Linked DNA regions of Homo sapiens: region 2 is linked to region 1. A link is an interaction called in ENCODE POLR2A ChIA-PET data of the cell type or tissue named here. Cell type or tissue: A673. All regions are shown on one strand. Each heading gives the region's core, and the rest is flanking DNA. Links, peaks and the distances in the headings are about the cores only.

Region 1 (2,924 bases), core at 154-2,653:
TGCTGGTTGCTGGCATTTTTGTGTACCAATAGGTTTTTATTGCTAATGGAGGGACTCCTAAAAATAAATGGTTAAGAGGCTAAATTTTTAAAGATCAACTTTTTTCCCCTCATTTATTGGTTCATTTGATCTTTTCAATAAGGAAGTTAAGTGAAGTGGACAAACCTCATAAAAGATGAAGCCTGTCTTTTTACCTTCTTTATCAGTAATTGAGCTGCATTGCTTTGGAAATTTCTCACATGTCTTATTCTCAATCTCCCACTCTATACTTGAAAGAAAGAAATAAAGCAGATTCTGAGAGCTAAGAATCCAGCCAACTGTAGCATCCTTCAGCATTCTAATGATAAAAGTAGGCATGCTTAGTTCGGAACATGAGTCCCAAACGTCCACAGACCTGGGTCAAAGCTCATGTCTTCCTTACTAACATTATAAGCTTGGGCAAGTTTCTTGACCACTCTAAACCTGTGTTCCTATGTGTTACACATCTGTAAGCAATCTTAAAACTATCGTGAATTAAATAAGATAATATATCTGGGTCACTTAGCACAGTGCCTAGCAAGTGTTTATTAAGAGGTAGCTCATACAACACTCACTCTACAATATTTCTTAAACTTTTAATAGGTTCCGACATTGTGCTACACACTAGGGAAGGGATACAGTGATGATCAAAACCAAATGTGGTTTTTACAGTGGTAAAGCCTTACAATGTAACCATAGCTATTCTCAGTACAATCCCCTTCAGAGAACTAAATATAGGGGATTCTGACTTCAAGCATCACATTTAGAAGGGCAGGGCAGTTTCTAAAAACTGACACCAAGTAGGGGGTAATGGTTTAGTATAAATACAATAAAAGAATGTCATGGCCCAGGACTGAAAAAAGGATGCATGCATGGCAGCCTCAGGCTGGAAACTCAGCTCAAACTATTTCAGCTGGCTTATTTTTTATATGTGAAAGCAAAAATGCAAATCATAATGAATTGGATCTCTCTGGATGCCAGGAAGAATAATCCCAGGATGTTCTTTTTCATTTGGCCCATGCTCATTCATAGAGCCAAAGCCAGTTGTGAATCTTCCCTGGCATTGTTCTTGTCACTGGTTTCTGGGTACTAACTACATCCTTTGGGGTTGCAGAAGGCATGGGGCCAATTTGCATAATCCACCCCCTGTTGTGTCTTATTATTCAAATAGGGAACATTTCTATAGCAGAGTAACCCACCCCTTCCCTTGCATGCAGCTCAAATGTCTAAACAGTCATATGCCTCTTTCTTCAGAAAACTCTCTCTCCTTTCATTTCCATTCCTCCAACTCTTCCCTAAAATCGTTCTCATTATATCACATCTCTCCGTTTTTGTTTTTGTTTTTGTTTTCTTCATCCCCTTCAATACCTTGTTCTTCCCTGTGTCTCCTTATCCTCCTGTGGTTGTTGCTTTTGACGACTGCATCTACCCCTTCCCTGCCTTCTTTCAATCAGGGATCATTTTACCACTCTTCACCCCTCCCTTCCAGTGGTGAAAAGTGAGGATGAGAAGTGGTTTCAGCCTTTGGACAGCAACATTGTCAAACACTAAGGGGTCTCTCAGGTGGAATGTGAAGCGGAGAAGCAAAAACCTCAAATAATCTGGAGAGACACATGGCTGGAAATACAAACAGAACCCTACTGCAGGCATCTTTTCTAGATTTCTTGTGTTTCTTTCTCTCTTCCTTTCCTTAGCATTTTTGTGTAGAACGTGATGTGCAGGAAAGCAGGGAAGAAAGCAAAAACAGGAATAGGTGAGAGCATGTCCTTAGGGGAAAACAAAAGCAAAACATGAAACATACTGTAAGAACAGAAACATGGTACAGCATTTGAAGTTCTCACAGGAAACTTCAAATGGCATCACTGATTCGTGATCTTTTTTCCTTTAATTTTCTTAGGTAGAAGTTCATAGCTTGCTTTTCTTGCTTACTTACTTCACTCACATTTCCAATCACAGACCCACACAAACACAAATATACACACATATACACCTTGCAAGATAAATTCTAGTTCTTTGCTTTTCATTAAACTGTATGTATGTTTGTGTTTATAGCTAGTGTGTTTACAGCCACTTGCATGTAAATATTCAAACGTAGGTGAGTAAAAGGAATAGCAACCCCATTTCAAGCACATCTTCCTATCTGTGAAAGATTGATCTACCGAGATGCTATACTTATAAAAGTCTTCTCAGAACAGTGAAAAAAATGATCCATTCATTTCCTAACATACTTTCCTTGGAATTCTATATTTTTAAAGTCACAAAGTGCTCCAATTTAGCAAGTTTCCTAAATTGTATTCTTTGTATCTCAAATAAAAGGAAAGACAGGTACTATAATGATTATTAGAGCAATAGTCTGTAAAAAAATTTTTAATTCCAAATATGGGGCTGGTTGTCATGTCCTGGGAAGTTTTTGAGGCTAGTCCTGTTCTGCTTAGTGAGCAAATATTTGAGGGTGAGGAAATGTGTGTGCTGCTCACACACATTTAACAGTAAAATCTTATATGTAAATAACTAGCTTTTTGTGGGGTGTGTGTGTGTGAGAGAGAGAGAGAGAGAGAGAGAGAGAGATGGGAGGACGGAAGGAGGGAGAGGGAGGAGAGAAAGAAAGGGAATGAGAGAAAGCAGCACCATGGAAATATATTTAATTTCAAATGGCTCCTTTTTACAAATGCCTGGTTGACCTTATAAATCTAAATCAGTCAACATTTTGCATAGCAACTACAGGGCTCACTAAAGCATGGAACTCCGAAGGCACTGTACTCAGAAGGCAGCACCTGGCATGCTTTAATTGGAGTTATTCCTGGCTGATTTGCCTCCACATTGGGGAACACAGGAGAGAACACTTTTCTCTTGCCATTAGCTCTAGGCCCTTCTTTCTGACTTATGAAGAAATATTAAAAGAACTA
Region 2 (2,924 bases), core at 179-2,678, 370 kb after region 1:
GGCAAAACTTAGGAGGTGAGCTATGGGTGCATTGCATCATGGGTGGGACTCAAATGTACTTTCATGACTGAGGTGTGAGATTGGTAAGTAAATTCACAAACACTGTTTTCAGCTGAACTTTGGGTAATAGCTGATTCAGATCTTTGTATTGAACAAGTACCAAATGCCTCTCACATTGTATCTGACGGTTTGGTGATCAACTGAATGGAGTGTTATGGGAAGGAACAAGAACTCCTACTGGCTAATGTAAGAGTGCAGACAGGGAAAGTGTACCTTCCCATCTGCTGCCTCTGGCACTCATTAATCACGCTGGCATTTAAGAAATGGCAGGGCAGGTGCAAGAGCAAATGCTGCTGGGAAAGGGAAGCTATAATAAGGAAGCAAATGAAGGGAGGATTTGTTTTTCTGAACAACTGTGTTATGTACTATGAGAAAGGAATGAGGGAAAGTGTGCCTGGCCCAATGATGAATACACCTGCAGCAAGAATATATTTGTATTTGCAAAGTTCCTGCCTCCACCCCAGAACCAGAGGAGACAAGTATATGAAATTTTAGAAAAATGTTTTTATCCCTGCTTCTAGTTATTAATGATTCAGAAGTTTTGAGGTCTAGTCTCAGAACAACCTACTACAGGATCAAGTAAATTTGTTGTTTAATGATTAAAGAATGGCTATTTATATGTGGTTTTTAATTTTCTATTACTCTGAAAAATCCCCAAATACCAGATTATTTGAGTGGATGCCAGGCTCTGGAAAATCTTATTTCAGGCTAGAATGGTGAAGTTTTTCTATAATACTTATTGGGGTTTGTACAATTTAATACTATAGGGAAAGGAAAATTCTTTTGATGACGAAAGGAATGATAAGGATGAGCACTGAATTTGGAGCCAGGTGGCTTTGGCTTAATCTCAGTACTACCACTCTCTATAATCATTCTCTCTCTGAGTTTAAATTTTCTCATCCAATTTTATATTTAAAAAGATGTACTAGGCAGTGTCTTTCTTTACATCTCTAAGACTACATAGTTGTGTGTGTGTGTGTGTGTGTGTGTGTGTGTGTGTGTGTGTGTGTGTGTGCTTTGAAGGATAATTTCTTAAATCTCTTAATGTAGAGAGCTGAAATGTTGGAAGTGTGGGGTAAAAGTGGATTCACCATGGAGTCATTTAATGAACAAAATAGAGAGAAAGACATAATTGTGATTGCAGGTTTAGCCTGCAAAGCTAAGAAGATAGAATCAGTAATTGAATAATGCATAACTGTAACTTAATCCAATTATAGTTTCAACCCTCATATTCCTTTGCAGTAAAGTGAAATCGTCATGCCCATTACAATAGAATACTGCAGGAAACAACACAAGGTAGTGATGTTTGAAAAGATATAAAAAGGGGAAAGACCTTGAGTCTCAGTGTCACATTCTTTGGAGAAGAACTTAACACAGTACAGAAAGTAGTGGCAATAAAAACTTACACCAAGAATCTAGGGAGATTTCTTTTTGGCAGAGTGAATGATGGGAAAAGCAGAACAGAAAGATAGAAAGAGAAACTGTTTCATCTTAATTTATTAGTTAGAAAAAGAGAGCAAAGAGGATGGAAGATTCTGAGCTCAAAACCTTTGACTAGAAGAATCATTATCTACCTGGCCCCAACACCACCACTATAGCCTCATTGCCAATTATTTACTACAACATGATACTTTAACACTTAGACTTAACCCGTGATCCACAAAAATTTTAGAAAGCTTCAGTAGAAATTTCTCTCTCTTTTTTTTCCTATTTCTTCTCCTATATTAGTTACATTTTCCTGGCTCTTCTTTCCACATGAACCAAAGAAGATCTTACACCTGAGAGTCTAATGTTATTTTGAACTATGTGTAAATTCTAATGTAATATAATAAAAATCTATATTGTATCTCAAGGAATGCCCTATATAGAAATGTCGCCAAAACCTCTACATTAAGAGAGACCTGAGTTGGATTATCAAAAAGGATGTGCTGCAGGTTTTAAAGAATGTACATAGAACTCCCTTCCATATAACAGTCTGTGGGATAGATTGGATAGCTTCCTCTGAAAAGATGAATTAGATTGGTTAATTGTTTTGGCAGTTAATATCGTGCTCTCTTAGGCTATCATTTTTAGTGTCTTTTTCGCTATGATTTAAAGCTTTTTAGTTAAATCTCACATGTTTATACCTCACTTCCCCATCTAAGTTCATTGAGAGCAAAGGCCACTTATACTTTCTTGTATTGTGCAAAGAGTTCCATACCTTGCAGTAATAGGTGCTCAACCACTAAATGAGTGCTTAGATTGGCTGACCTATAAGTTAACTAACAACCCAGAAATTCTGATTTTATCACTCTGGTGATTCTTTAATTTGATTTGTTCACATTATTATGTCTGAATATCAAACTTGTGAAACAGCTTTAATGAACAAATGAGACTCATTTCTAATAAACATTTTCTATTTATATGTCAACAGACATTAAGTAGCAAAGCCCTTGAAAATACTTTCTCTTATGTAACATTGTCTACTTTATCAAAATGTTTAGCAAACATACTATGACAGATATTGTTAATAAAACCCTAAGTCCATGTGTTCACATTAATACATTGTAAATTAGAAGTGCCAGAATTAACTCTTTTTACTAAAATATAAATAATTTCTTCCAAGCCCAGAGCATTATAATAAACAAGATGTTTACTCAACTTTCAATGTAGACCAGAAATTTTCAGTTTTCGAGAGCAGTGGAAGCTTTTCAAAATAAAATGTTTACCAATCCCTTCAAGTAAAATTGATAAATGTATGTCATTAATGTGAAAGGATTTCATAGTATCAAATTCACAACACTAACATATAAATTCCATTAATAAGATCAAGACATTTTATGAAGACAAAATTTAAAATTAGTAACCATAAAATCTTAGTCTCA

The links. Peaks named below come from ENCODE experiments on the same cell type or tissue, not always from the same donor. Only the 100,000 strongest peaks of a DNase experiment are listed, where the experiment ranks them.
Region 2: POLR2A ChIA-PET joins it to region 1 with 6 read pairs; 1 of 35 experiments calls an interaction of 5 or more read pairs at or near these places.

Annotation. Positions count from the first base shown.
Region 1 is chr3:115,857,798-115,860,721 of GRCh38, reverse strand. All of the region lies in intron 3 of LSAMP (limbic system associated membrane protein), which reads left to right. All of the region lies in intron 1 of LOC124906269 (a long non-coding RNA gene), which reads right to left. Among named protein-coding and RNA genes, the nearest start is that of SNORD155, 46 kb to the left of the region's middle. In A673, for the core only: no CTCF peak of the experiment used is centred there; DNase peaks (open chromatin) are centred at 1,141 and 1,491; H3K4me3 peaks cover 717 bases; H3K27ac peaks cover 2,500 bases.
Region 2 is chr3:115,492,414-115,495,337 of GRCh38, reverse strand. No RefSeq gene overlaps it. Among named protein-coding and RNA genes, the nearest start is that of GAP43, 130 kb to the left of the region's middle. In A673, for the core only: no CTCF peak of the experiment used is centred there; a DNase peak (open chromatin) is centred at 1,277; H3K27ac peaks cover 383 bases.